2 separate regions of the Homo sapiens genome follow, and region 2 is linked to region 1. The links are chromatin loops, found by intact Hi-C in ENCODE. Cell type or tissue: heart right ventricle. All regions are shown on one strand. Each heading gives the region's core, and the rest is flanking DNA. Links, peaks and the distances in the headings are about the cores only.

What was found. Peaks named below come from ENCODE experiments on the same cell type or tissue, not always from the same donor. Only the 100,000 strongest peaks of a DNase experiment are listed, where the experiment ranks them.
Region 2: a loop joins it to region 1, with 4 times the contacts of the local background. A loop is called at or near these places in 3 of 110 quality-filtered maps.

The regions. Positions count from the first base shown.
Region 1 is chr7:28,079,126-28,095,263 of GRCh38, forward strand. All of the region lies in intron 1 of JAZF1 (JAZF zinc finger 1), which reads right to left. Among named protein-coding and RNA genes, the nearest start is that of JAZF1-AS1, 93 kb to the right of the region's middle. In heart right ventricle, for the core only: no CTCF peak of the experiment used is centred there; no DNase peak of the experiment used is centred there.
Region 2 is chr7:27,827,919-27,844,056 of GRCh38, forward strand. It overlaps JAZF1 (JAZF zinc finger 1), which reads right to left. Exons shown (of 5, transcript NM_175061.4): 4 at 12,780-12,949; 5 at 2,659-5,058. The coding sequence ends at 4,882. It overlaps TAX1BP1 (Tax1 binding protein 1), which reads left to right. Exons shown (of 17, transcript NM_006024.7): 17 at 710-1,849. The coding sequence ends at 911. Among named protein-coding and RNA genes, the nearest start is that of TAX1BP1-AS1, 95 kb to the left of the region's middle. In heart right ventricle, for the core only: no CTCF peak of the experiment used is centred there; a DNase peak (open chromatin) is centred at 6,539; H3K27ac peaks cover 2,933 bases.

The DNA of each region.
Region 1 (16,138 bases), core at 3,837-11,836:
ATTACAGGTGCCCACCACCATGCCAGGCTAATTTTTAAAATATTTTTAGTAGAGACAGGGTTTCACCAAGTTGGGCAGGCTGCTCTTGAACTCCTGACCTCAGGTGATCCGCCTGCTTGGGCCTCCCAAAGTGTTAGGATTACAGGTGTGAGCCAACCACACCCGGCCATGCGCATAATTTAAAAGATGTACCTCACTTGGACTCTGATCACCAAATTCCATCACAGCAACCACCTTCACTTGGAGCTGCCTCCCGCTTCTGTTTTTATCACTTCTTAACTCAAAATACATCTTCAATCCCATTTTTCTCTGACAGACACTGATATAGAATAAGAAATACTGGAAAACTAAGCCACGAGGAGCAAAATAAAATATAAATATCACTTAAGGGAATTCATTATGAGAAATCATAAAACTGACAAGTCTCCTGAACAAAAATGACCTGAGAGTTTACCCATAGGTTAGCAAATATTAAAATAATGATAAGGATGACAACCACAAGCAAATCAATACATGCTTGCTGATGAACTGAGTAGGAACTTAAGAACTTGGCGCCTCTCTAAAATTTTTAATTAGAAACATTTAATTGTACTCACTATGTAGTAGGCCATGTTTCAAATGCTTTCTTCTAATCTCATCACAACATCCAATATGCTGTTAATAACCTTTATTGACTGCAGCATCGGTTTACGAACCCTGCTGATTGTTCAGCTAGCACCATGGATCAGGGAGTAATCTAGATGCATAACTCAGAGATACTGCTGGTCTGGTTCCAGACCATTGCAATAGCAAATATCACAATAAAGCAAGTCACACTAATTTTTTGATTTCCCAGTGCACATAAAGTTATATTTACACTATACTGTAGTCTATAAAGTGTGCAATAACATGTCTTTAAAAAGTATATATCTTAATTTTAAAATATTTTATTGCTAAAAAATACTTTGTAAAAATGCTTATAGTCATCCAAGCTAGATCTTCTGGATAAATTGTTGCAGCTTCTCCATCAGCACTTGCTGCCTCACTTTGCACTTTCACCTTACGGAGATGGCTTAGTTTCCTAAACTTCATGAACCCAACTTCTGCTAGCTTTCAACTTTTCTTCTGCAGCTTCCTCACCTCACCCAGCCTTCATAGAATTGAAGAGACTTGGGGCCTTGCTCTGGATCAGGCTTTGGCTTACGGGAATGTTATGGCTGTGTTGGTCTTCCATCCAGAACACTCAGACTTTCTCCCTATCAGCAATAAAGCTGTTCTGCTTTCTTATCATTCATGTGTTCACTGGAGTAACACTTTTAATTTCCCTCAAGAACTTTTTCCTTGCATTCACAACTTGGCTAACTGTTTGGTGCAAGAAGCCGAGTTTTCAGCCTGTGTTGGCTTTCAACATGCCTTCCTCACTAAGCTTAATCCTTGCTAGCTTTTGATTGAAAGTGAGAGACGTGTTACTCTTCCTTTCACTTGAACACTTACAGGTCATCATAAGGTTATTAATTGGCCTAATTTCAACACTGCCATGTCTCCAGGAATAGGCAGGCTCAGGGAGAGGAAGAGAGACAGAGGAAGGACCTGTTGATAGAGCAGTCAACACATAAAACATTTATTGATTAAGTTCACCGTCTTATATGGGTGCAGTTCATGGCACCACCAATTACAATAGTAAAGTCAAAGATGACCGATCACAGATCACAATGACAGATACAATAACAATGAAATTTAAAATATTGCAAGAATTACCAAAATGTGACACAGAGACATAAAGCAAGCACATGCCATTGGGAAAATGGCCATAAACCTACAATTTGTAAAAAAAAACAAAAAAAAAAATGCACTGTCTGCCAAGTGTGGTAAAGCAAGGTGTGCCTGTAGGGGGGAAGGGAGGGCATCAAAGTTCCTCAAAAGATACAGAGTAGTAAGCTGGTAAATTAGAGGAAAAGTCAAGAAAACCTCGTGGGGACCAGCACAGGAAAGGCAGCTGGCAGAGATAAAGCAGGCCTTGCATTCTTTGACCTCAGGGCAGCGGGGGACATCTCTGGGATGTGACCCAGTCAGGTTAAGGTTTTGAGACAGGGCTAAGCCCAGTGTTGTTACTCTTCAGTAAGCCTGGAATGGAGCCAGCCCCTCCCCAAGGAAATCACATAACGATGAGGAAGCCACATGCAGATAAACAGTAAATGAAGACAGGATGACCAGCTCGGAGGAACCAACACCAACATGGGGGAAGGAGTGCGGGAGTGCCTGGGGGGCTGTGCCTGCAGAGGGGAGCAAGAGGGAGAGCATCCAGCACTTCGGGGCACCAGATGCTTTTTCTAAGGTTTGGTCATAACCAGCACCAAAAAACAGCAAGCTGCGCCATTCCCCCAGCTATTCTACTTCTTCACGCTGCTTAGCTGGGGTTTTGGGGACTTGAAAAGTTACCTGGGGCTACAGAACACAGTGTCCACGCACTTGGACAAGCTGGTGAGCCTGGGGCATTGTAGCGGCCTCTGCTCCACCCTTTCCCCTTGTCCAGAAGCCTCGACACCACCAGAGAGCGAAGTGGGACAAGACCCCAGGGAAGAATTTAATAAAACATCAAGGCCAGGGAGTTTGTGATACTCAAAACTTTGTGGAGGATGGGTCAATCTGCATTTATATGTGTTTCCATCTTTCCAGAGAGAGAAAAAAATTAACATGGACTGAATTTTCTCTATTTCTATTAATTCACATATTATGCCATTTTCATTACCACAAAATGCTGCACTCTTATGCTTTCTTAAAAAGATCACTATAGTAAAACTATTAATCTATATACCTGGATGATACTAGAGTTTAATAACCATTTATAGAATAAATCAATGACTGACAGTAATATTAAGGGGCTAAATAAGTTGATCTCTAAAATTACTTTCAACCTAAAAATGCTACATTCTGCGATAACAATAAGTTTATTATTTAAAAGTCCTTAGGCTATTTTAGAGTAGAGTATGTTTGATGATTATGAGAAAGTATCTGGAGACTTGAAACTTTAGCCTGCTAAAGTATCCTTTAGACAGGTCCCTCTGACAAAATGAAGTAAGACCTGGTAGAATTTCTCAGACAAATCATGCCAAAGCATCACCTCCTTCAAGACAATGCATGGGGGCGTGGGGAGGCGAGGATGTCACTCACCCTTGCAGCCCTTGTCTATTTGGCTTTCTCTGCAACATTTCACTGGGCTGAGGAGTGTTCCTCATTGAACTCTCCTTCCTGGGCTTCCCGTTGCTCTCCCGCCTCTGCCCGTTCACTCTACTCCTGTGCAGGCTCCCTTTTCTCTGTCCACCCTTGGTGAGTCTTTGACCTTGGGGATCTTCTTAGGTTCTCTTCTCATACCACACGGTCTTTCCTCTCCTGTGATTTTAGTTAATATCTGTATGCTGATGGCTCTCAAATCTCTTCCTCCAGCTCCAGCTGCCTATTGGACATGTATAACCAGTAGCTCCCCACGCTGCAGTATGTTTGAAGCTCCCTTGCCCTGGTCTCCCTCCTCGCAGCCTCTTCTGGGTGAAAGGCACATGTCCCACCAGACACCCATGAGCCATCCTTGGCCCCTCTCTGGAACCTTACCCCTCACATCCCATAAATCCCCAAGGACTGTGCATCCACCTGCTGAACATCACCAAAGTCCACTTCCAATTCCACTCCCAGTGACTGCAAAGGGGGCCTTTGCCTCGGTGCCACCATTACTATTCCCTGCTCCACAAGGTAGCCAGGGCCAGCTTCTCAAATGCTGACCTGGACACCTCATTCCCAGCTCAGAACCCACCAGTGCCTTCCTTCAGTCTGTGAGAAAGTCAAAACTCCTCCAACTGGGATTGCAAAGCCCTTCCAGAGCTGACCACCACTGAGTGCTCTGGCCTGTCCCTCATGGAAACACATTTTCTCACCTCCTTTGCTTCTGCTGTACTCGTGGATTAAAATGTTTTCCCTCATCCAAATCCCCTCTACCTGGCTGGGGCCATTGCCTTCCAGCTTTTTGGCTTCTGGTAAGTTTTGCCTGAACCCCCTCAATCCTAGATCAAGCGCCCCTTCCACATGCTCTCTTGGGGTTCACATCTCTCAGTTTAGCCCTTGTGCCTCAAGTGTAAGTTCCTGTAACGTCTCAGTATCCCTGCCCCACTCGTGCATATACCCTAAGGCTGTCTCACTCATATCACAACCCCAGAATCTGCACAAGGCCTACCACATGACAGCCACTCAACGGATATTTACTGCATAAACTCATGATTATGAATATTTTAGTACCTGACCTATGAGTTATTGATACGTAATGGGAGTACCATGGGTTGCAGAATAACACAGACCTTGTTTCCCATCCCAGCTCCACAGCTCACATGCTATGTGAACTCAGAAAATGTATGGAAACTTTTTAAGGCTGTTTGCAAAGCTGTAAGAGCACGACCAACCACTTACTTCACAGGGTTGCCGTGAAGACTAAAATACACACAGCATATGAAGTGCCAAGAGTGCTGTATTATTTTATATTTTTCAAAATGCAGTGCTACAAACTTCTTTATCACTATGTCAATTAATGCTACTGCTGCCTTAACCCACAGGCCATCAGATACATTTTTAAAGTTCTTTATGTGAGCATTATTCAAGGAAAAGCCTTGTCCGCTGACCCAGCCAGTAAAAACATTGGGCCCTGACATTGGGTAAGAAATGTTGCTTACAACATTGTAACATTGTTGCAACATTGTCTTACCCAATGCCAGGGCCCAGTGCTATTACTCAAGCAGGCTGGAACATCCAACAATTTCTGCCAGCCTAAGAATTATTGGTATTGCTTTTACATGTTACATTTTATGACAACAAGTCTAACAATATAAAGCAAATAGTGAAATAGCTTGTTTCTTTCCAGGATTATCGAATGAGGGCAGAAGATGTCATGGGTATATTTTGATAAATATTTCAGGCATTACAAACAATACTGAAATATATGCCAGTCTTGTAACCATCACACTGCAACATTTTCTGCTGCCTTCTGAAGACTGTGGAAAAGCCCCCTTGCAAGGGAGGGTGGAAGGAAGAGAGGGAGTTTCTCAGAAAGAGAAGAGAAAAACCTAACACTTGCCCAGTATCATTGTGGGTTTAACAATTTTGCTTTACTGATTTTATGGCACAATCTAGTCTCCCCATATCCCCAAAACAAAAACAAACTAACAGCAACAACAAAAACCCTTTCCATCAGGCCAACTAGTGGCTTTGGAACCAATTACAAAGTACTATGAGATGACTCTTTAAATGAAAACTCTTAAGCTATTCACCAAGTCAAGTACATTGTGGGAGCTGAACTCCCACTTCAAAATTTGGGTTCTGACCACGGCCTCCAATCCAACCTCCCTCAAATTCCAAGAGAGTTAATCCTGGCTTCCCGTCAGGAAGTTTGCTCTCACAAACTTGTAGAAGTACTGGCTATTAAAAAGTGTATGGGTTCTTTTAGTCTTTCTGTGCCATGGTCAGTAAGGGCACAAAACAAATCCTGAGCTTCTAAGGGTGACCCCACCCCACAGCGGGCAAGCAGCATCATGCCATTGCCATGCCCAGGAGGGAGACATGGAGATGGCCTTGGAGCAGCTCTGGGCAGGCTCCCTCTCTCTTCACACAAGAGGCAATTTATGTTCTAGGTCAGAAAGGATGTTTGTTGTCTGCTGTGGTTTGAATGTTTATCCTCTCCAAAGTTCGTGTTGCAATTTAATCCCCAATATGGCAGTATTGAGAGGTGGGGCCTTTAAGACGTGAATGGATTAACATTTATGGATTAATAGGTTCATATGGGATTGGGGCTGGTGGCTTTAGAAGATGAGGCAGAGAGACCTGGGCTGGCATGTTTGCACACCTCAGGACTCTGTAGAGTCCCCACTTGGAGGAAGGCCTCACGAGATGCAGCCCCTCAACCTTGGACTTCTCAGCCTCCATAACTGGAAGAAATAAATTCTTTTCTTTATAAATTACCCAGTATCATGTATTCTGTTGTGTGCAACATTGTCTTGCCAAGGTGGCTCAGTTCATACTATATTTTCCAAGGCTTGCAAAAACTAAGCTTTGCCCTAGTATTCTTGTTGAGAAGATCTGAAACATATGATTTTTATGTGGCTAACAGGCATAAAATCCCAAAGACATTAATACAGAATGATTTTTTAAATATCTTCTGATATGTACCATACCATGTTTAAAATGTTCCCTTCCAGTTTAAAATGTATGCTCTAACTATACAGTATTTCCTTAGAAAAACTGAACAAGATGAGCAATAAGAAATCCTATTTATTTAAAATGTTTCTCTTTAAAGTACATAAAACTTGAAATTTTTATATGCAGCTTAGGTCTTCATAAACCTACAAATAGGTAAAGGGAACACTTAAATCTTTTCCTGAAAATATCTTTGTTTCCCCAGACTAAGACCTCATATTCAAAGTGTCATCCCCCCGTGATTTTTTATGACCACGTTATAAACCCCTCCAAAAATGGGGTTTACAATGGAAGTGTTGACATCATGTTAACTATTGCTTTGCAAACTGAGCTCAGTAATCAAGGCCCATTATATTTATGAGGCAGGTAAAATCTGTAGCCATTAATCACAGAGCCATATTGACAGATTCTAAGTTTGAGGTCCAGCAAAATTAATGTATCCCATTTCTTATATCATTGATACCAAGAAGAAAATTTGCAGGCAGCTTCATAATTGTGAGGCTTTTACATTTTTACAGAAATCCAGAGGCAGACTTGTTGAAACATTTCATTTATTTACACCTGCTGTGGTCAGTTTTTGCACATCTGCAAAGTACTAGAGAAGATTTTTCTTTCCCATAGATAATTCATGAGAATTACATGCATTTGCACAAACACAGCCTTTATTAGAAGAGCACTGCAATCATGAATTCTATGTATCCATATGCCTAACCCACACTGGGGTTGTATCAAATTGTGATTAATTACCAAAAGAATATTCCACTCCTAAATTATAATTCAACATCCCTATATAAAACAATCTGAAATGTCAGCACTCTGTCTTTATGACATCATGCCATCCCAATAATTCTGTTTTACAAGTAAATTCCTATTATACATTAATAAGGGCTGTTGGTGGCTAAACATCTTGCCTCCCCAGTAATGACTAGGTTGAAGGCAATTAGAGCAGCCAGGTGCAGCTGAGCTGGGTACTCATAAAAGTTTTTAAATTTTACTGTTTCCGTTTCATTTGGGGAGGTGCATTCCAATCTGCCCAAATTAAAGAGGAAGCTCTGCCCATGTTTTCAGCTGTTGTGTGTTCTAACCATTACTGATAAACCCCTTTAATATTTCTTTGCTCCTTAGGAGCTGATGATCTGAGGAGTTCAAGTTTCACCACGAGCATCTATATTTCACTGCCTGTCACAGTGGTTACTCCAGACACACATATACATGTGCACACACACAGTCCCAGGGTAACAGAGCAGCACCTTCATTTAAGACTTTCTGGGGCAGCCCTGAGTAGTAAAATTGATGCATGAAAGAAAGAACTTTACTCACTTTGTTAACATGTTTTTGCTGTAATTAGTTTGGGTCAGTGGAGGAGACATCAAATTAAAGTTTTATGTCATAATAGGAGCGATGATTTTCCCATTACAAGAAAATCAATTTCCTTCTACAAACTACCAACACTACATAAAAGAATTAATAAGTGTAAAGACTTAACACATCTGAAGCAAGAGAAAAGGTTACCACTGATGATGACAAATATCCTTAGAAGTAGAATTTTAAAAAGAGTTAACAACTTCCCCACAGTAGTATTATAAGGGTGATGTACCCTGGGAAATTTTCCTACCATTCAGAAAACACAGAGCCCTTTATTTAACTTACTATGTGTCTTTCTTCTCTTTACTCTGTAACTCATACTAATCAATTTAATTTAATTCAGTTAAAACATTTTTAACGTTATAAACAATCAGTTTTATGACATCAAATGACTGACCTAAGTAGGTTTTTATTTAGCTTTCAACAAGTTATATGGATACTCTACACATTAATGATCAGATAGACAAAAGTAATTATGTAACAGCTGCTAATCCAAGGACCAACACCATCCTTAAAAGGTGGATTCATGTTGATGACAGTAAGACAGGGTCTCACTTGATTTCAAGAATACATCAGCCAGAGCTATTCTAGGAATCAATCTTGGAAGGGCCCCTTTAGAAGTAAAAAAAAAAAAATCATATTCCATTTAATTTCAGAGGGCAAAATAGACGTGACTGCCTCTGAATGAGAACAGTCCTCAAAAGTGATCCCTAATTTTTGTCTAGGTGGTTTGGGGAATTTTCCTTTTTGTTTACTTCATTTTTGATATAAAGTTTACATTTACCAAAATAGGATTTAAAAAAAAATAGAGTAGTGCAGCATTAATTCAGAAAATAACGTCATTCAGAAATGTACTGTTGGTCTGTATTAACAACCAACCTCTCCATTTTCTGAGGGGAAAAAGGACACATAAAATGAAGACCCTTTGCATACAGTTAATCATCTCTTGCTTCTAAGCAAAGAAAAATTTATCAAGGACTCATTTTCTTAGGATAGTGAGCTTTAGAATGTCATCAGTCGACATAAGGTTTTTCAAAATTCCTAATCAGGAAGAATGCAAGGAGGAGGTCATTTGTCTATATCAAAGAAGGAGCACCAAAATCTAGATTTATCTTTGTTTCCTTCCTTTTGTTTTCCTTAATCAATGAAAATGTCCATTTTAAAAAGGAAAAAAATAGTCAAAATCAGTATTCTTGTATATTTTCTTTCTCCTCTCCACTTTTTTTTCCTAGTGGGAATACAGGAGATAAAGAGAAGGCTTTGACAAAGGGCCTTTATTTCTTTTAAGCAATTACCAAGACAAGTCCTGCTTCCCAGTGGATGTCTCCCTGCCAGCTTTGAACTACATCCTTGCCCCCCTCATACAGATTAGATGCCCTACATTAACAGAAACAGCCTGAAAACCAGGGGGTCTGAAAACACATCCCTTCACGGAGCTTAACAGTCACTCAGGGTTAACACCACGGGGCTACAATCTGCTGCAAGAGACAGTGGTGCAGGGACATGGTAGCCAACAGCAGTTTCAACTGGTATCATGTTCCGAAAGTTTCATCACTTTTAAAACTGCAACTTCTACATTTTTCTGCAAGTCTCTCTTCCGCATTGCTAAATCCTTTCTGGATTCTGAGATATTTTGCTACTAGGAGCTAGCTTTCTTACTGGCTCCCTGTGCCTTATAAGGAAATTAGGCAATACATTAATAAGTGCTATTGGTGGCTCCCTTCTGACCACTGAGCCACAACTAGGTTGCAGGTAATTAGATCTAAAGGCTCCACTGTCAAACACACCTTTCCTTTTCCTAATTACATGAGAAAACCTCAGTAAGTCCCAATTTTAATAATAGTGCTTCCTGCCACAGGGATCAAAGTCAGAGATGTGTGTGATGAAGTGTAGCTAGGTTTGTTTAAGGAGTGTCTCCTTTTCCTTCTACTTCCAACCCTTGTCCTAATATCTCCCAAAGAAAAGGGGGCCTGTCTCCATTCCCAAGGACTGGTCCTCTGATTCTCCTCTGTTAGAACTCTGTTATTTTCACCTGCCAAACCACCACTATGCCATTAAATCACTATTTGCATTCTGTTGTCCCTTGTGTTTCTCTTTTATTGTTTTAAGCAGGGATGGATGTTTCTGTGAGTTTACATAATCTCTCTCAGGATAAATTCATTCTTAAACTAATAATGGGCTTGATTCTCATGTTAATTCCTCCCTTCAATTAATTTTATTTTACCAACATCTCCAAACTAGGAGGACACTGGACAAATCATCAGCACTGCGCATACTCATCATATTTCCAATCATCACCAATTTCCAACAAGAATAAAAATGCTCCCAAGACATAATCTCCCATTTGGATACACTTGGTCATCACAGTGCATTCCAATGAGCAATACAAGAGGAAAATAATAAAACAGAAACAGAAAGCAAAACAATAATAGTACTGAATATTTAAGGAAACTTAAAAATCTAATCCCCAATGTGATGGTCTGTGGCGATGAGGCCTTTGGGAGGTAATTAGATCATAAGAGTGGAGTCCTTGCCTATGATGGGATTAATACTCTTATAAGAGGGGACTTGAGAGAACTTGCTTCCTCTCTCTCTGCACTATTTGAAGACAGCAAAACCACAGCCATCTGCAAACCAGGAAGAGGGCCTTACCAGACCCAATTATGCTAGCACCTTGATCTTGGACTTCCCAGCGTTTAGAACCATGAGAAATAAATACCAGTATTCTATTATAATAGCCCAAGCTAAAACAGAAATTGGTACTGGGAAGTGGAGTGCTGCCTTAACAAATACTTAAATATGTGGGAGTGGCTTTGGAACTGGTTAACGCGTAGAGAGGCTGGAAGGTACATGCTAGAAAATGTTGACATTGCTGTGAAGGGACTTTGGAAGGTGATTCTGGTGAGGGCTCAGAAAGAAAAGAGGAGAGATATATAGAAAGTTTTCATCTTCTGGGAAAACACTTAAGTAATCCTGTTCAGAATGTCGTAGAAATAGGGATGGTCCAATGAAGGCTCAGACAAATGAGGAACATGTTATTGAATAATTAAGAAAAGTAAATTCTTGTTATAAAGTGGCAAAGAACTTGATTGAACTGTGTTCATGTACTAGTATTTTGTAGAAGGTAGAATTGGCAAGTGATAAAATTGGCTATTTAGCTGAGGAAATTTCTAAGTGTTGAAAGAGGAGCTTGGTTCTTCCTGACTACATATAGTAAAATACAAGATGAGAGAAATTGAGATGTGAGGGAAACAAGAAACTCCGTGGTGAGATTACATCATTTAGATTCAAAAGTCCATGTAAGATTTGGGTCCCCAAGAAGTTAACCACAGGTACCATCAAATCCAGTATGGTGCCATTGTCAGTCAAGAATCAAGGTTGCCTGCCAGGGCTTCAATCCCAATATCCACTGTAGATACTAACAAGTTACTCAACCTCTTTAAACCACACTTTCCTCAACTTAAAAATCAGTTTAATGATTGAACCTACCTCATCGGACTATAGTGAAGATTGGATAAGATTGCCTGTATAGCTCTTATAGTGCCTAACATACCTTATGAACTCAATGAACATTAACTGCCATTATCATCATCATCACCTTCTTCATCATGAACAACAAATCTCTCTGCTTAACGAAGATGCTAATATCCAGTCAAACTGCAATCTTAATACTGGGTTTCCCCAGTTTCTTCAATAACTGCCTAACTTGCCCATTCATCTTATTTTTCATAACTTTAAACATTATTAAATCAAAGCATAAGACTCTAGTATAAATTCTAGGCCAATTACATGCCAAAAGGAAATTATTTTAGTGTTACAGTGCATTCTTAGCATTATCCTATTCTATCTACATGAAAAGTAAAAACTCACTCTGTTTAAAATATCTCCTTTGAGCATCACAATATCCTCCAACACAGGTACTAGTACTCCCACATAATAGAGAAGAAAAGTGAGGCGGCTTCACTGCCTAATCTACCCAAGGCCATAGGCTAGTAATTAGTGGAACCTGAATCAAAGCCAGCTTACCCGACTTTTAACCACACCTCCTCATTCTCTGTCTTCCTCTTTTCCTATTCAAGCTCTTATTTTTTTTTCTATTCCACAGACTTTTTTTTAGTTGTTTTTTTTTTTTTTTTTTTTGAGACGGAGTCTCGCTCTGTCACCCAGGCCGGACTGCGGACTGCAGTGGCGCGATCTCGGCTCACTGCAAGCTCCGCTTCCCGGGTTCACGCCATTCTCCTGCCTCAGCCTCCCGAGTAGCTGGGACTACAGGCGCCCGCCACCGCGCCCGGCTAATTTTTTGTATTTTTAGTAGAGACGGGGTTTCACCTTGTTAGCCAGGATGGTCTCAATCTCCTGACCTCATGATCCACCCGCCTCGGCCTCCCAAAGTGCTGGGATTACAGGCGTGAGCCACCGCGCCCGGCCTTTTTTTTAGTTTTTTAACTTAAAAGTTAATTAAAATTATTACTATTTTTTCTAATTATATCAGGGGAAATAATGTTATTCATATTTTTACATACTTTTGAGAGATGCACTTTCTTCTGTCAACCTGAACTTCAATTTTTTATTATGTCTCAACTAGAAGTCCATATTTTCATGAATATTTAATGTTTCCTCCTAACAGTCATGTTATTTTTCACGACTATTTAAAACCACAGTTGTTAAACTAGGTATTTATGAGGCATTTTCCCTTGCTCCCAATATGCTACCATAACAATTTTCACCACTAAGAACATTCTTAAAATAGTTTAGATTTTTTTTTATTTAGGTATTTCCCATTAAATCCACTTTTTGAGAAAAGAGAATACAGTTTTACTTTCTTTTATGCTCTTAAAATCAACTTAATACTAACCTGAATAAACAAAGTCCTGAATGAAGATTTCAATGTAAGTTAAATATACATATATATTATATATATATAACATATATATATATACACACACACAGACACACACATATATATGCACATGCAGAGAGAGAGAGAGAGAGATCAAAGGAAAATCTGTTTAATGTAAACTTTATTACTTTGGGGTTTTAAAATTCAGAAATACACTTCAACATTCATATTGCTGTTAGAATAGTCGGTGTGTGTATGGCCCAACTGGAAAATATTCTCTTGTTTTAAATGATGATGGGTCCTTGAATCCTGTGTAATGGAACTTAAAAGACTCACACCTTCTACCTTAGCATGTCAATAGGTCAAAACCTTGTAAAATCAACTTGGCAATAACATTTCATGCAGTCCAAGTATGTTACCGTAGCAGAAAATTTGCTACGATGGCTTAATTACACAAGTACATGGCAACATTCAACTTCTAGTGAGAAAAGGTTTAGATTTGGGGAAACTTTTCAATATTTTCTCTTTCCTCTCATTGAGGGTATATTTGGGTTATTACATATGACTTCACATATATATGTAAACACAATGTTGTATTTGTGTATATATGTAGACACTGTAATTACATATATAAAGGGCACTCAATGGGTAGGAGTCAATGTTTAAACTATCAACTTCTAATTAGTTTCAATTTTTTTTTTAACCTGACAGCAATAATCTAAACTCTAACATCCCATTTCAGGGACAAAAGGCAAAAAAAAAAAAAAAAAAAAAAAAAAAAAAAAAAAACAACTAATGTCAAAGTAGAGGAAGAAGGAAATAAAAAGATCTCATTTTTAGAAATGACAGCTCCTTATTTTGGCTTCTATTTAGTTAAAATACACGGTTGGACTGAGCTTTGATGTTATATTGCCTGTTCAGAAAGGGATAAGCAATATTAAAAGTATATAAAAAATTAAAATAGGGAAGAAAAGGAAAAGAAACTGCTTAAACTACTTCATAGAACTGCTTTTAGAAATTTCTGGCTGGATGCGGTGGCTCACACTTATAATCCCAGCACTTTGGGAGGCTGAGGCAGGCAGAGTGCTTGAGCCCAGGAGTTCAAGTCCAGCCTGGGCAACATAGTGAAATCCCATCTCTACAAAAATACAAAAAGAAAAAAAACCAAAAAAATTAGCTGAGTGTAGTGACTTGTGCCTGCAGTCCCAGCCACTCAGGAGGCTGAGGTGGGAGGATCACCTGGGCCTGGGAAGATCGAGGCTGCAGTGAGCCGTAATTACACAACTGCACTCCAGCCTGGGCAGTAGAGTGAGGCCCTGTTTCGAAAAAAAAAAGAAAGAAAGAAAAGAAAAAAAGGAAATTTTTATCTAGAAATTTCCATTCATAGACAAATAATCAAAACATTATTTCATGTAACTTAAATATCTTTCCTAAAACATATCCCTGAAAGGGTTTCTACAAAGTGTTCTAGTTGCCATGTGCACTGGAAGAACACAGAAGGGCACAATCTTTTTAAAAGCATTTTAAAATTTTGATGTTTTAATACTTCAGTGTGACTTATCACCCCTTACTTCCCACCATTAATTAGCATCTGTGAATTTGGTGTTTGATATGGTTTGGCTGTATCCCCACCCAAATCTCATACTGAATTGTAGCTCCATAATTCCCACATGTTGTGGGAGGGACCAGGTGGGAGATAACTGAATCCTGGGGGCGGTTTCCCCCATACTGTTCTCGTGGCAGTAAGTCTTGCGAGATCTGATGGTTTTATAAGGGGTTTCCCTCACTCGACGCATTCTCTCTTGTCTGCTGCCATGTAAGACATGCCTTCTGCCTTCCACCATGATTGTGAGGCCTCCCCAGCTACACGGAACTGTGAGTCCATTGAAACTCTTTCTTTATAAATTACCCAGTCTTGGGATGTCTTTATCAGCAGCGTTATCAGCAGCGTGAAAACAGACTACTACAATGTTGCAGACAAAAAAATTACTGATTGGATAACTTCAAACTTATCTGAAAAACTTGATTCTTCATCAATTACCACTTACATATGTTCCTTTCAATTTACTAAAAATTTCTCCTGGTATATGACCATTTCACATTGCTAAAATCCAGTCAGCTCTCTCAGGCGGCGCGTTCACTGGGTTGTTTTGCCCATTCAGGGGGAAATGAAGAGAGTGCCACAGTGATAGTTCACTTCTCACCGAGCTTTGGGCAAACCCAAAAGACAGGTGCCTGCCTGCAGATGCTTGTCCACTGTCTCTTTTCAAATGCTGTAGCGCCCCCCTGTGGCAATGCCTGCAAACAAGCCAATAACAAGAATGCCTTTTAGAATGAGCTGCAGACAAAAGTAAGGGTGTGGGTGGGCAGGAGCCAGGGAGGGAAGAATGCATTCAGTGCTCAGGACAACTTGACCCTCCCTCTTCAGTATTCCATATATTCATTCGCAAAGCTTGGAACTTAGATTCTTGTGTGGCCAAAGCAAGAGACAGACATTAACTATGAAAGCACATAAATAAAATTATTTCAGACAGTGATAAATGTCCCCACCACTCAGAGGTTCAAAATAGGGTAAGGCTATGAGACATGGTAATATGCATAAATCAGCAATGTAACCCTCTGAAGTAGAAGTCAACATTCGATCTGCTCGGAGGCAACAGACATTTGTATTTCTTTTTCGGATCAAGAGAGGATCTAAAAGTAAATCGTTGTCTGCCTCCCCGATATCCCTTCTTCCCTTTTCCCATCAATACAGATCCCTAATGTTCACTCAGAACAGAGGCTACATTGCCAGCCTGAAGGTCCCACGGCTGGCAAGGAACAAGACAGAAACCAAAGGGCTGACTCGCCAAACATCAGCAGTCTCCTTTCCAGCCCCGGCACCGAGTCTCCAGGGCTGCTCGCTTCTGCCTATCCGCTCCGTAGCACGAAAAGCCTGGAGAGGCTTGGCCTGGCCTGGGTTTCTGTTCTGACACATCAGCTAACTTTTTTGCGACCCTATACACATTAATAACTTCTGTCTCCAAACTGTCATCTGCTGAAAAGCAGCCATTTATCTTACAGGAATGCCATGGGGGAAGAAGGAACCCAGTAGGCACCCAGCACTTGAAATTTTCTGGCAGAAGGAACATGGGCAAGCAGACCCGAAGCTTCTCCTTCCAGGCAAGAACACCTGCTTCACCTCCACTTATTCATGTTTTGCTTATGGTGCTTTTTAAAAATTATTATTTTTTATTTTTTTTGCCAGCTCAGCCCCACCCTGTGGCCAGAGGGGACCAAGGGCCGAGCTGCGCCTGCTCATGATGTTTTAACAATGCCCTCTTTCCTCCACTGCCCTCAATCGTCCTACCAAAGCTCCCTTAGTAAGACGACAAGGAGGAAACACACAGAAATACATGTGGAGTCCCAACAAGAAAGAAGCTCCATCCAGAAAAACTGGCACCCCAGAGAAGGGCACAGTCTCTATGCTTTGGCTTACCTGATACCCACATGTACCCCAAGGGTGTGCCATCTCCGAATCTGAGAAGCTCCCACAGCACCAAAGCCAAACCACTTTCAAGGCTCCACGCAACCTCTCCCATCTTATTCCCACAAGTCTTCAGTTTCATCCCAGTCCCTCTCTTCATTCTCCATCAAGAGCACCACAATCATTCTACATATTTGTTCACTCTGTTGGGCCTCCTAGGCAAGCCCTGTATTAGTCCATTTTTATACTGCTATGAAGAA
Region 2 (16,138 bases), core at 2,910-10,909, 250 kb before region 1:
CTGGCCTAGCTGAACCAGAAACACCAGGCGTAGGCCCAGCAATATGTGTTTTAACATGTCCTCCGATTTAGGGAGTTTTGTCAGAAAACATTTTTAACTTGCAGTATTTAAAAGAATATTTACTGTTCCTAAAATGTCATTCAAATGCATGTATTGTCTGTTGTTTGGGGATGGGAACTAGTTTTGCAAAAAACACCTAATGTTGTATAATAATGCACCAATGATCTTGCTGGTTAAAAATACAGTATTTTTGGCCAAAAACAAAAACATGTCCTCCGACTGATTCTGATGCATACAAGCATTTGAGAACCAGTGCCATAAAAACTTTGCTATTAAACCAAATGCACTGGTGGGAAGTTATGAGTTGTATTTATCCTTACAGTCTTACAAAAGGCATTTTCTGTTAAACGTGGAAGAATTCTTGGTACTAATTTCACGTAATTGTGATTGGATTTGGGAGGTTTTAAGGGGGAAAAACGGTTTTGTTAATCTAATTGTAAAATTGAATTTAGAGGCTCTATAAATGGGTTACACAATTGTCTACAGCAAGCATTTAGAAGCAGAGAAATGTTTCTGGAGTAAAGACTTTTAAGGTAGGTTGTTTAGTATGAATATCAGCTAACTAGATAAATGGAACCTTGTCATATATGGACAAGTTGTTGTTCTACATTTATTAGAAACATGTAATTCTTTCATTTTTCTCTTTAAGCTTTGATGTTCACAAGAAGTGTCCCCTCTGTGAGTTAATGTTTCCTCCTAACTATGATCAGAGCAAATTTGAAGAACATGTTGAAAGTCACTGGAAGGTGTGCCCGATGTGCAGCGAGCAGTTCCCTCCTGACTATGACCAGCAGGTGTTTGAAAGGCATGTGCAGACCCATTTTGATCAGAATGTTCTAAATTTTGACTAGTTACTTTTTATTATGAGTTAATATAGTTTAGCAGTAAAAAAAAAAAAAAAAACCACACCTAAAATAGACCACTGAGGAGACCATAGAGCGGATGCTTTCATGCACCCTTTACTGCACTTTCTGACCAGGAGCTACTTTGAGTTTGGTGTTACTAGGATCAGGGTCAGTCTTTGGCTTATCAATAAATTTTAATCTCTGTTAATCTTACCTGCTTTAAAAAAAAGTTCTTGTGTGTTCGTATCTTTATTTATTCCCTAGTTTGCAGAACTGTCTGAATAAAGGATACAAGGATTATTTCAATGTTACTGCACTGAAAAACGTGTATGTATTAGTGTGCTAGATTATTTAGCAGAATATTCACAAGTTTCTGTTGACCTTGTTGATTGAGCATGACTACTAAATATTATGTAATAAAAAGCATTTGTCATAACAGTCTTATGAAGTAGTTCTTCGAATATAGAAAGTTCTATAATTTAGCCCATGAAATGATAGGTTTTTAATTTTCAGAAATGGAGCTGCATGTAGAATGAGATCACATGCTTTTATATGTGAAATATTGGTTTTAGCAATTAACAGAAGGCATACTTTGCTAATTTTATGGCAAAATTTTAGAATAACCTGAATGATTATTTTTAAACTATCTTGAAGTTGTATGTATATATCTAATGGGAAAATGGAACAAGAGATGTCAGTATAATTGTTTTCCTATTAAATGATCTCATAACAGGGGTGTTTGTGGCATAAAAATCATAGAATATATATCAGTATCTTTTTTACATTTTCCTGATGAGAATATAAATTTGAAATATTCTCAGTAAGTGATTAAAAGTACAATACATAAACCCAAATCAAAGTAATGTGTTTCTTCAGTTATGTCTGTGCTGTATAGAACTGTCACTAACATTAAAGAAAGAGGACACATTTTTCAAGATCTGTAATTTCATTGTTGTCAAATTTATTTGTGAAAGTTTTTCATTAATCTAGCATCTTGAACATCTTTTTTTGGTTTGGGCCTTTAAAATACTTCTGAATTGTATTCCCTTTCCCTTTTATAATGTGCGTGTGAATAATTTAAAGCACCAACTTTTGATTTTGCCGCTTTTGTAGTTATCATCAAAATAGTTTACATTTGTTCTGAGCAAACTAGCTATTGAAGATGTTAACCTAATATTTAGACTTGGTGGCATTTTGAGTTGCTATATGTGAACTGCAGCATATCATGTCGTCACTTGTATTTGTTTGTGGAAGCAGAGTTTGTATATTGTTAGAATCCTTTAAAAAGTTTTTTGAGTCTAGGGCAAACCAGTATGAGGCATTCATATGCCAGCTGTTAGGACACAGCAGTCCTAGGAAGCAATAGCTTTGGAGACTTTCAGCTTCCAGATAGGTTATATACTTAGGTAAAATATGTTCAACAATGGGAGCATTTTTGTTGGAGTTAATAATTATGGACCATGTTAATCCAAAAGTATCCTTGGAATATTTATTATAGTAGTAGACACTGTTCATCTTACTAGCCTAGAACTTATTTTAAAATAGTTTAAGTAAGTAAGTCCAAGCTTAATTTGTTATTGACAGAAAAGTAATACAGCCTAATCTAATCTAAGCAAAAATGTAAGGGAATAAAGTCTACATGCATCAACTGAACAGCCTTAGAATGAGGAACTGAATGGATATATTAATTTCCATGGTAAACTTGATACTGGTTTTCATAATGGACACTAAGGAAAATAAAGAGCCATATTTATTTTTGGGTCAGAGGCAGTTTATTTTAAATGTGATTTCATTTACATTTATAAGCAGCTTTTCTTGACAGGAATTTTGATTAAATTGCCTTCAGTTCTAAAACAAACCTCTGTTGCTTTCAGACTTAATGTGCTCTGTCCCCAACAAAACATATGAAAATATAATTTAAAGCACAGTTTTCACAGACACAGTACAATACATTCACTATACACAGTATAACAAAATATTCCCATCCTTACCTGTTTAGTAATACTGTCACAATGAATAAGTAAATAGAAATTGGAATTTATCTTTGAAAGCATTGAAAGAAATTTAACATGCACAATGACTATTTTATGACTGTTTAGCTGTTGAACTACTGATCCAGCCTGCAGTTTCTTGCACTAGAAAGAGCGAAGCTAAATAATAATTGCTGGCCTAAAAAATTTTTTTTGGTCAATTGTAGGTAGATATGAAATAGCCAAGTGGGGCCTTCTTATGCACCAACTAGTTGCGTCTCATGTCTGGATCACCCTTTTAAACATAGGATAACACTGTATATTCAGGACCAAGACCATACTTCAGATCTGAGGAAATTTTTAGAGGGCAGTGTTTTTATAAATACTTTGAATCCCTCATAATGAAGGATTTTAGAACTTATGAATATAGAGGTTTACTCATCTAACAAACAGAACTGTCATCCTTTCAAAATGTCTGAAAATTGAGGAGGGACCCCTGCTTCCCAGTTATATGTGATGTAAGACTTTTCATCAAATGGGAACATGGGAAGAAACTTTATAAGCAATTTGAGTTTGTTTTATGGGCAGTTAGCTATCTCAAAGCATTTTTTATTGCATTATTAGGCAACTGGTAAACTCTCGTGTTTAAGGAATAGCACTTGGGAGAAAAGAACACTCAAGGCATGATGGTACTGTCGGTGAGGAAAAACTTAAGGAATGGTCCAGATGTAGATTACTCTAATAGGTCGTATTAGTCATGCTTTTCTTTGACCACCTGCTGCAAGAAGCACTTAATTGTCAATAAGGCTCATTTTCCTATTTCAGCAAAGTGTTTGTTTTATAAAGCTAAACAGACATTTCCAATGAGAATGCAGACCTCTCTACAATGTGATGAGAAAAGTACCTTTTAAAAAAAGTAAAAAATGAGCATGAAGAAGAGGCAATAGGGGTCTTAACAAAAGTGTTCATCTTTGAAACGTGCTTAGAATTTTAGTTCTGATTTGCAACCCACAGGTTTGGTAGGGCAGTGGTTGCAAGAATTGGCAACACATAAACATTAAATTGTTGGCAATAGAGAACTACAAAGTGCTTTAAAACTTCATCTGAAGATGAAGATATAACTAAACTTCACACACACACACTTTGCACTGAAGTATTTCAAAGTCTTTTCTAACAGATTTCAGGGAAAAAAGTATTTCACTAAATGGGTATCTTGGTCCGCAGATATCAATAGGCATAAATTGAATCCCTTGTACCCAGCAGGCACTCAATCAATGTGTGTTAAATGAATGAACGAACTGAATAGACTATTTTGTACAAAATGCCATTTATAACACTAAAATGACTAGTAAGTCAGATGGCAAGATTTTCAGCTTTTTAAAGGGCAAAAGGATTTGCAAGATAATATAAAACACAGAAAGCACACCTTTACGTATGTTATTTAAATATGAAAATATTTTTAGCATATTATGTTAAACATTCTTTCTTATTTATATTTCCATTACCTAAAGTCTTTCTACTCACAAATACTAACTCCATTATGTAAGGCATGGTAACCAGTTTGATAATGAAGGTATTATTTTGGTTTTGAACATATGTGAGTTGATGTGTTGAAAACTTCAATCACATTACAATCTTGAAAAAAAAATCTCAGTGCCAGCCCCTCCTCCCCCCAGGTTGATACCACCGCAATACAATTCAACAATATGCAACATGCCCTCAATTTTATTTTGTTTTGGGGGAAATGTGCTGAAGAACCTAGAGCTTTTTTTGTTTAGCACCTTATATCAAAGTAATGAAAATGGGTATGATGATTACATGTGCAAATGTACAAAATCATTAACTCTACAAAGATACATCATTCCAAAATTACAGAAAAAATTTAAAGCATGCATTTAATTCTTTTTCTTTAAAGGGTTGCTGAATGCTTCCCCTGAAAAAAGGTGGCTGTTTTCAAAATCAGCAACTGCTGGTGAGGATTTCTTGGCACAGTTATGACCAGCATGTTATTGCTGCATCTTCCTGATAATCTCAGCCGACACCGGGGGATGGAAATTGATTGTGTGGTGCCGCAGGCCCTGAGCTGTCTTGTAACTCTTCCCACAGCGACACTTGAATGGTTTGCGGACACGAATCTGTGTTCTGTGACCATTCTTAGCGTGATACTTTATGCCATTCACATTCTGTGGAGAAGACAAAAATATTTATTACATGGATTCACAGGATACCTGTCAAACTTCGGAAACCTCAATTTGGGTCTGGATTGCAGTTCCTGGATGGCAGCTGTTTAGAGTGTAGTCTTTTGCAAGGACTCCAGTTGGGACCCTTCAAGGACATTCTGGTGTGTCGGTCATGGGCTGTACGGATGGTCACACACACAGCTGACTCAAAATTTCAGATGTGCCTCAATTACTCTGAAAATGAAAGTACTGATTTCTTCCAATTTTATATAAAATATATATTTAGGACTTACAGACTGTATAAAGAAAATCCTCTGAATCTTTTCCACTCTAAAGAAAGTTAACAGTGAACAATCCTACACAAATATCCTCAGCATGACCAACAAAATATCTTTCTAAAGAAAAACATCAGGGCATATCCCAAAAGTTTAACATATAGAAATTTTTGATTTGGAAACTCAATTTACAGCTTGCTTCTAGATAACTGTGTTAACAGTTCCCTACCATGCCTTAACCAGAGTTTTTGTCAGTTTTCTGCTCTGCACTAAGCCAGTATCTCTGATGCCACTGTGGGAGCTACTTGTTGCCCAAATCTTGTCCCCGCCGTACAGTTGTACATGTTTAATAAGCACCTGTAGTCAGACTAGTCCTTACCTTAAGTATTACATTCCAAACATACAATGAACTTTAAAAATTTAAGGTTATATAATGTTAGTCACTAAGATTGGACTTCTTAGCATCTGGATACTAAAGTTATCAAAATGCTTTCTAAATTTCTGTTTGTCGGTTTTGCTAGTTCACCAGCATATTCTATGTAAGATTCCGTATTCTATGTAAGAGTCACTCTCTACAGTTTTAACCACCAGTAATCCTCATCCCAATTAAATGGTGAGGAAATGGGCTTGAGGGTAGTAAGTAACTGGTGGAAGATCTAAGAAGGGACGGCGGACGTGTGGTATTTGAGATAGGTCTTAATTTCCAAGTCAGCAATTGCCAGATTAGAGAGTAAGGGAACACAGAAGAGACAGCCTGAAACAAAAAGCACAGATTTTAGGAGAGTGAGCTGTTTCCTAAAATATTACCTAAATCCAGTCCTGCTAGAGCCAGTCCCTTGCCCAACTGAAGGATTCCAACACAAATTGTTCCCACTCTTCATGGGATGCCTTCAAAGAGCTCCCAGAAAACAGCTCCCTGCTGTTGTCTCATGAATACCTAGCACAGTGCCTGGCACATTGTCGATGCTAAGTCTTTGTGAGTGAATGAAGTTACAACAGCACTTCCCAAGTTCACGCCTCACTAGTCTGGAAGAAGGGTTGCTACTAAATATAAACGTGGTGGTGATTACTACACTAGAGATGTGCAGTACACATGAATGCTTTTTTAAAAGTCCTTGGAAGAGAACTCTGCTGGACTTTGTTGAACCCAGGGGTGCCAAGTAGCAGCTGGCTATGCTCAGAGTCTGAAGGTTGTCCAGTGATTTGAAGCAGAAGGACAAACACTCTCCCCTGAACACCTGGCTCCAGGCCTTCTGCACCTCAGCCCTGTCCTTCCAGCATCAATCCTTTCAAACATAAGGTACTTCAGTCTTGTTAAGAGGCATGTTGGGGGTTTCAGAGCCTACTGGGGCAGGAAAGGGGAGGGTAGTGGTGGTGGTAGAATCAGACCCACTGAAATGTTAGATGGGTAGATATGCCCTGCCAGTCCCTGGCGGTTCCATCCCCTCCGAGGCCCAGGCACATGAGTGAAGAGGCCAACGTGTGTATCCAGCCCAAGTGAGCCTTCAGATGATTCTAGCCCCAACTGGTGTCTTAGAGCAACTGCATGAGACCCCAGGCGAGAACCACCTTGTTGAACCAGGCAGCCCAGAGAACTGTAAAAGATAATTGTTTTAAGCCATGTATTGTGTGTGTGAGAGAGACAGAAAGAGAGTGAATGTTAGTTTTATGACCATTAGATAAAGACTTTCAACTTTAATATGGTGGAAAGTATCCTGGGTTACAAATGCTAGAAATGTGCACCTGCCTGCTTAGTAATATCCCATGTATAGCTCAACGAATATTGAGCACCTAGCAGGGTCCTTTTCCGTGGATGAAGGGCTACTAAAATATTTCATGTCCTTGTTTTCATGGGGAACTTGATGCAGGACAGCTCATTAATAATCCAGCTACCTCTGTGCCCCAAAACCATTCAAACCTTGTCAGAAAATAGAGGAAACCAAAAATAGAAAAGCATTAACCAAGAAACAAAAAGGCACAGCAACTCTTAACAGTATCAGGGCTTAGCCATTCCATTGAGGGCTGAGGTTTTTATAACTAATTAGGCTAAAAAAAAGATTTAAGACCAGAAATTGCTAAAGCCATAAAAGCCAGTCCAATGTGAAGCCAGATCTGTCGTTCACCAAGAGAAGGACAAGCCAGGGCTGAGGGGATTCCGGCAGGCGCTGTGGCCCATTCACAGCTTGAATGTAAACATTATGTTGTGTGTCTGGCATGAGACTGTGAAGAAAACAGCCAACACCACACACACATCAGCTTTATGACTCTGGAAAAATCAGGAAGCACATTTAGAAACATAAAGTATTTCCAGGGTTGGTCAGAGAACCTGCTGTGCCATCACTCCTTTGTCTTTGCTGCTGTGATTAAAAAATGTTGACAAGCGTCAGTGGGTTGCCCTTATCGCAAATGTTAGTACAAGGTCAAGTGAGACTCTATTAAGACATTTCCTCCATCCAGCCATTCAGTTACAGGCCGCGGGAACGTCCTCTTTACAAGACCAGAGGAGCTCTGAAAAGATCCACCAAAGTTTATTTCATCAGTCCTGAAACAAATTTGATCTTTCAGAAATATTAGTAAAAAAAAATAAATAATGGCCGGAAACCTGAAATGCTGAAATTGCTGAAATTCTTTGGTCTTTGAAAAAAATGGAATCAAGCTTCAAAAGGGCAAGGAAAGTTGCTAACATTTATTAAGAGCTTACCATACTGGGTACTTGATGTCAATTGCCTTATTTAATACTCATGTTCTGGATGAGAGAATTGACTCCTAGAGAAGGTGAGTGACTTGGCCAAGATCACATGGCTGGTAAATTACAGAACTGGAATAGGAACCCAGGGATGTCCAATCCATAGTCCATATTTCCTCATTTAGTCTCCTAATGTGCTAGGTACTCGTTAATTAGAACAACCAGCTAGTGGTCTTTGAAAAATCTTACCAGTTGGGAGGAAGGATTGGGATAATAGTCTGGAGAAAACTGTCTTTGAGTTTTCTCAAAGTGATGCTCTGACATCAAGCTAGTAAGGGAAGAAAGTGGGAAGGTAGGAGGTAGAAAGGAGAACTTAGGTGGGGGGGGTTCCACCATTAGGAACTACCTGTCCCCTCTGATGGAATTAGGCCAGTCAATAGACAGCAGGCGACTTAAAGGCTTTTCTAAAAAGTCTACTCCAAATCAAATCATGAGGCCTGAAGTCCAGATGCTGAGCTGGGCCATCCTGTCCTTACCTGTATGGGATCTTTGTTGTCAGTACTCAGGCCTTCATGTGTACAACATGTGACGCTTGCCCTAGATAAGCCCAGTGGTCAATTTCCCAGGGCCTGGATGTTGTACACAGCGGAGAAGATGAAGTTGCTTGGGGATTTGATGAGGAAGAAGAGTAAGAAAACAAATTGGGGATGGTAGTAGTGGTAATGGTGGGGGTTAAAAGTGAAACCACTTGCAGCAGTGTGGACACCTCACCAGCCCCAGAAAGCAGGAGGCTGAGGTGCACGCAGTTCCCTACTGGCCACTGCACAGCAGCACACACTGTGTCCAGCAAGTTGGGTGGGGTCTTCAGGAAAAAAAGAATTGCCTCTTCCCTCAGTCATTTAAATAACATGTTCAGTTAGACAATTACAGAAATTCAGAAAACACAGAAGAGGATAAAAAAGAACAGACACTATCACTGTTAATATTTGAGGTATTTCTTTTCACTATTTTTTCATACACACACACACACTCTCTCTCTCAATACCTTTTTTCCACTCAATGTTACTTTGTGAGCACTCCCTCATCATTAAATGTTTCTCAGTGTTTGAAAATGGGACACTGTATCTGGATCTGTCTCTGTTGCTGAAACAATCAATGTACCTCTCTGCAGCAGAGGACTCCAGAGGAACTTTGGGGGGCGGGGTATTGTTCTGTGTAACATTTCTTAAAACAAAACAAAACAAAAAAACTTTAAAAATGCCTTAATCCTCACCATTCTAACATAAAAATTATCAAAGGTTAAGCACTTCAACCCATCTTTTAAACCTATCTGCATTATAAGGAAGGGAAGTCCTCTCTGTTCCCTGAATTCAGGCGAGCATGAGCAGGGCAAGGGTGGTGGGCTCAGTGGTTGTGGCCTGGAACGCCTCTGGGAAGGATACAAAGGAAAAGAATCCTCCCATGGCTTTGGGGCTCAGTGGGGAGCCCACATTTCCCCGTTCCCATGGGCTACACCTTGATTCCTTTGCCCTCAGAGCATCTGTCACATCTGAGACATGTGCTGGGTGCTGAGGAGGGACAGTGAGCTCTGCGGGTTATGGGAGCAGTAAGGGAAATGGCGCCTCAATGTAGAAAGAGCATGTGGGGAGGATGAGAACTTGACCTATGAGGGGCGGAGAGGGGAGTAAGTCTGGGAGGTTGGTGAGGGGTCCCAGAGGTGGAGGCACTGGAGCTGTGCTGGAGAAAGGAGTGGAATTAAAATGAGAGATACTGAGGGAGAGAGGAAGGGACAGGGGACCCGAATATGCAACCCAAAAATGCCTCTTTGCCCTAAGGACTCTTTAGCCGAAGGCAGTTCAGCAGCAGCAGATGCAGGAAGGAGGCTCCCTGCTCTCCCTCTGTGTGCCTCAAAACAGGACACAAATTTACAAAGTCAGAAGAAAGCCCACTCCCACTTCTTCTGGGGAGATCAAAGGTTAACCAATGAAGAGGACTTCAGACTCTTATTGGCCTGGAGATGGTACTGGAGGAATCTACATTAACAAGCTAATACACTAACAGGACTTTGTCTGCCTTTTTTTTTTTTTTCTTTTTTCCTTCCACAAGTTGCTGCTTCCAGAGACTCAAAGCCCTTTTCCTTTGTTACTTCTCTAAAAATGTACTTAACTGTTCTTTGTTGAAGATGCTGTATAAGCTATGAGAACTGCCCATTCCCTGGGTGTCTTGTCTCCTGTGTGTATATGAAATACACATGTTGATAAACTGTTTTTCTCTTGTTAATCTCTCTTTTGTTAGAGAGAATCTGTTGCAACTAGAACTTATGATGACTGAGGAAAACATTATTTTTTCCTCTACAAAGGGCAGGGAGCGTCCTAGGCTAAGGAGTTAACATGGGAAGGAAATGTGGAGACTTGGCCTTACCAGTGGGATCCTTCTCCCATTCCCTGCTCTGCATGAGGTCTGGGAGTTCGGTACCTCATCTTCTGTCTGATCCGTAAATGCCAATGAAATGGTGAGGACTGTAGATCCTGGTCAGTGCCCAGGAGACTTGGCTGGCAGAGACTGCTGCCAGCAGCAAGCAGGGAATAAGAAAAGTCTGACTTGCCTTGAGAACAAATGAGGTGGTAGCACTTCTGGATTCTGCCCGAGTCCACAGTACCCAGCTTATCCCACCCTCTTCTCTCCAGTACCCAAGCCAGCAATGATGCTGTGAATAAGATGAAATACTAATCGCACTGGAGCACAGCCCTGCCTTCCAGCCAGCAACTTCGGGGCAGAAAGAGTCAGCTGCCAGCTTTGGGATGTAGGAGCAGCTCATCTCCAGCGCCTGGTCACAGGTGTGGTCACAAGCCTGCTATGGCCCTGTGTATCATGACCTGGCATTCTGGCCAGAAAAGGAAACTCACGCTTCCCTCGTGGGATCAGGACCACCAACTGCCACCCATGTCACCTGCCAGTTAATGGGGCTGGAGCCAGCAGCCCCTTCAGCCCAAGGCTCACTGAATTCTCAGTGGCCTTGGGTGGAGAGAGAACACTCAGAAAAGCCCCCACCAACCCAGACACAGAGAACGGAAGGGGGAAACTGCCAGAAACCCAAGCAAAGGAAAAGTAAAAGACAAAACAGAAATGACAAGGAGGAAAGGATGCGAGTAAGAAAAGGGGATGGAGCTGGAGGTGGGAGAGAGGGGATGCCTCCCCTGCACCCTGTGCCCAGAACCCAGGGCGTAGCTTGTATTTCCTTTGTTTTTTGGCGGGTCAGCCGAGTACAGGTCATTACTTGGCTCCCGCTTTTAACATGGCCGAGGTGCAAGACACCCCCGGCCTGGTGCTTGGCCCTGGAGAGCAGGCAGCAAGACCGCAGTGGTGGGGAGGAACAGCTGGGGGAGACGCGGTGGGAACCAGCCCCAGCCCAGGCAGTGGCCAGTCACAGCCTTATCTGTACAAATCAAGAAAGAAGGAAAAAGTCTCTTTCTGCAATGAAGCGCTGCCCTCTGGAAAAATGGGCTTGTCCAACAATCCTGTGGATGTTTTGTATCCCAAGGTAACCCCTGAGCAGCCCTTCCCTCCTCTCCCAACTCCACGCCTCTGACACAGAATGTACAGATGCGTCCTGAGACCTGTTCTGACCCAAATGCAGCGCTCCTCTGCCAGCCCTCAGAGGCTTCTCACATCTGCATCCTGGGAGTTCATTTCAGTTTAAACAATGAGCATCTGGACTTTGCATGATGGAATTGTAACAGTACCTAGGGAAGGTGAAACCTAGAAATGCTAACTTTGTGATACATTTGTGTGCCATGCTTTTATATCAATAGCTGCTATGAAAAGTACTGAAATAGATTAGTGTTCAGAGACACATATTTAAGAAGGGGCAATATAAGTGCTTATGCTATCTTTTTTTTTAAGCTTTAAAAAATAGTCAATCTGCTAGCCTATGAGTGAATTAGCATATCATCAAGCATACCAGGTATGTTTCTGATTTTTATACTCCTAGCTCACAGTTGGATGTGAAAGAGCTGCTAACACCTCATGGGGAAGTTTGCAATTTTGTTTTTTAAAATGCCCTCTAGACCCATACTTGACTATTGTGCTGTTTCTCGTTGTTTTGTCCCTGTTCCTTATTAGAAAAGTTAGCACCCCCAGCTGCCCATGACACCCAGGCCCTCAGAGACCTGGGTCAGCAGACAGGCAGCTGAAGCTGAAGTGGATGGTTTGGTGAGAAAAATATCAAAGGCCTTTTTTCTCCTGATCCCCTTTCATGCCACTGGGTGGAAGGAAGCAAGAACTTCCTCAGCTGGAAGCTAAATACCCTCCACACTCACCAAATGGCTCTGGGAGCCATCTGGGGCTTTTACAACTTCAAAGTGGTCTCCCGTGAGCCATCTGTAGGGCCATCCGTTGGGGAAGGTGCTTGGCAAATAAAGTAGGTTGACATATTTGATATTCTGTTCTGATGGGTCCCCCAATATGACATGAATTTGAAGACTATCAAAGACATGATCCTCCTACAAAAGCTCTCTCTTGACTGCCAGGCTCCCACGTAGGTGAGCAGAGGGGAAAGCCCCGGCAGCAGCGGTGGCGGGTGAGCACTTCCTTGAGGGCACCTGTGTGCACACAGGGGTGAGGCCCACGCACTCTAATGCAGGAGAGGGGAGTGTCTCCCCCCAGCCCATACGCTCGCTTTAAAATCAAGAAAGGGCTGCTGCCTTCCATGAAGCTTGCCCTGTTTCCATGTGGTTATGCCAAGCATGCAGCACCTCTGTTACCTTGTATCTCTTTTTACATCCAGGAACTGGGCAGGCAAAAGGCTTCTCTTCCCCTCCATTCATGCACATGGAGCTGAGGATGGCTTCGGAGCTGATGGCACTCTCTGTGGTCCAGGACTCATCGCTGTCCGACTCCTCATAGTCCACCTCCTCCTCGTCATACTCGCTGCCTGCAGGACAAGAGAAGTGCAAGGACTGTCAGGAGCGCTCATCTCCCCACAGGTTCACCCGGCCACTTCCAGGACAGGAGATGTGGCCGTGGCAGAGCAGCGCTGACGGCCCAGGGAGAGGGCACTCCCGGCACCAGGGGACTGCAAACACGGCTATTCCCTTACAACCCTGGAAGCAGGAGCCCTGCGTTCCCACCTAAGAGACCAGGGCAAGGGCTTCCCAACAATTCACAGCTAGGAGTTGGCGGAGCAAGAACATTAACTCGGTTCTATGGCAACCCAGCCTGTGGCTGCAAAGGCACAGGGAAGACTTGCTCTGGGGCCAAAACCAAAAATAAGCAACGATGACAGGCTCCTCACACTCCCCATGCTAGTGCCTGACACTCCCAAATGAGCAGAACACTGTCCCCTTAGTTTTATGCTTTACTGGCCTAGTAAATGCAGAAGTCTCCAAGGTCGGGGGTTACGTTTTGGACTTTTAAGGCATTTCTACTTCAGTGGAATGAATTTCAGGTCTTTTTCTTTATAGATTTGAGCTGGGAAATTTGGAACTAAAAGAGGGTTACCCTCACGCTAGGGAGCAAGAGGCATAGAAGGCCAGGAGGTCTAAGGATAAATCGCCAGCGGCAGAATGTGGGGTAGCTCCTGGAAGACGAAGCGATCCCCTACACACGCAGTACTAGGCACCGCATCTGCCCTTCAGCTCATGCGACACTTCCTGCTAGGGCTGACCCATCACAGTTACGCAGCTCAGACAGGAAGCAGGGATTCTCTTTTATTCCTAAGGGCTAAGAGCTCTGCTGAGAATCGAATTGAAATACACTCTACTGACTTCTTTGCAAGACGGCAGGGATGGAGAACCACTTCAACAGGCAGCCTCTTTTGCTCTTTTTTAATGAGGCCCAAAGCCATTTATTTGGAGCTTTTGCACAATACAACCCTGAAGGACATAATTCTACCGATCATAAACAGTGTAAAATAATATGTTGACAAGTCCTAATGCATTTACAAGCCCCGTGGAATAAATAGGAATTATAGCACAACATTAATAAGAATTATATGGTAGCAATTACAGTTGTGAAATTCATCCCCCAGGTGTGAGGCTACATTGCACCAGGGGCCTGCCTGGGTGCTTCAGGGGCTTACTCTGCTACATCAATTATTTCAACACCAAATATTGGCACTTTTATTGGGTTTCATTTTAATAGGCATTAATAAGATTGTTTGAAGAGCCAGTTGCGCCAGGAACAGGGACGCCGGCATCTGAGGCTCAAAGTTGAAAGGAGCCAGGAAGGAAGGAAGGGACCTGAAGTTTACTCAGTGCCTATGATGTTTCAGGCACACTCTGTGCATTATCTCATTTAATCCTCCAGTAACCCTAGGAGGTGGGGATTACTGTCACCGTTATACACACGAGCAACTGAGCCCTCGTGAGGTTAAAACGCGCATGTGTTCTGAACTCACCATTAAGGGACGGTGTGCTTTTTCCCTCATTGCTTCCCAGCCCCCAGTGCCAGGCTCTTCTGAGGGGTTCCCTTTTAATCTCCTTTGAGTTGCTGGCTCTTCACCATTTAATACTGAGATGGAATTCGAAGCAGTCTGTTTTGAAGTCTGTTAGAAATTCTCGGGTGGTGCAGAAAAAACAATCTGGCAAACATGAAGCTTTGGAGCTAAATGTGGGTTTCAATAAATTCTGCTGTACTTGGCCATAGCTCCCTAAATAAAGAGAGCCGGTTTGGAAACGCTTGTACCAAGTGACACAGTGGTACCACTTGGCCACGTTGCTTGGGGTCTGTCCTGGAGCAAATCTTGAAATCTGTTTTTAAGTAGGGCATTGTTTAAGACATTTTACTCTTAAACAAATGCCACATGCTGGCGTCCTTTAACTTGCTTGTTAGAAAACTATAAATGCTATTTCGCAAAGCTCCTCCAGCGGGACTTCAGAAAGTTAGAAAGACTAATTTATCCATCTAATTGGGCTAATTTGTTAACCTGAATACCAAGAGCCATGAAACATTTAGAATGGGGGGAGGGTGGGGCACCTCAGACCAACTGGGGGATTAATGAAGCCCAACAGAAGAGAAAACTTCAAAACTCCACTGGATCAAAAGCGATCAGCCCGAGGCGTTGAAGCAGCCTACACTGTCTGCGTCTCAGGGGGAAGGCACGTGGTATCCAGCCCCAGGCAGGGCAGGAAGGGGACACACAGCTTACCCTGCAAGTTGGAACACTTCTGAGAGGGAAAGGTAGTGTAGGCCGACAGGTGGTAAGTTGGAACTATCCCAGGCAAGGTGGGACACACACCACTCGGCAGCAGCTTACCACCAAGTCCTTGGGTGAAACTAGTCATCTCCCTCGGTTGCGACAAGATGGACTTTTGTTTATATACTTAATTTTGTCCTCTGACAGAGAACATCAACACAGACCTGGGTTCATGCCTTTGCTTTCGTTAGGTGAAGGACAAGCCACTTGGCTTTTATTTTCTCTTTCATGAAACAGGCACAAGTCTCTTCCTTGCAGGTTGAATTTAAAGATCAGAATGAGTGTGTATAGAATACCTGGGATAGGAGGACCTCCATAGAGTATGCACTGAAAACATGGAAGGCAGTGTAAGCAATGCCATCTTTGTAATCATATTACATATTCCATATAAAATAAGATGATCTTTAGAAAGGCCTGTTGTGAAACCAAACAAAATAATTCCAAAAGGGTTGGGAATCCCTACTAGAAAAAACACAAGAGAGACTCCAGGACCAGACAGGCCCCATCTGCTTTAAGCTCAGAGAAGGAGCAAAGCACACTCCAGCCCCCACCTCCAAGAGGCTACAGAGGCCAGGAGGGAGCGCAGCTGGGGCTCAGAGCACTGTGAGCCCAGGCAAGTGACGCCACCTCTCTGAGCTTCAAATTGCTCATCTGTAAAATGGGCGAACGCCTGTGTGCACTAAGGCTGTTGTGAAGAATAACTGAGTTCCTGTTTTTAGGACTCTGGACAAAATGCCTGGCCCATGGTAGGCCTTAGAGTAGCACATGGTAAGAAAATAAACAAAATGCTATGTGAGCTGTTTATCTCATTTACTGTTGCCTTGCTCTCTCTTGAGAACAGTCCCCTTTTTAAACCAGAGGAACATGCTGGGGTTCTACTACAGCTTTTCTTACTGTACCCCAAATGCTCCCCTTTTATTAACCAGG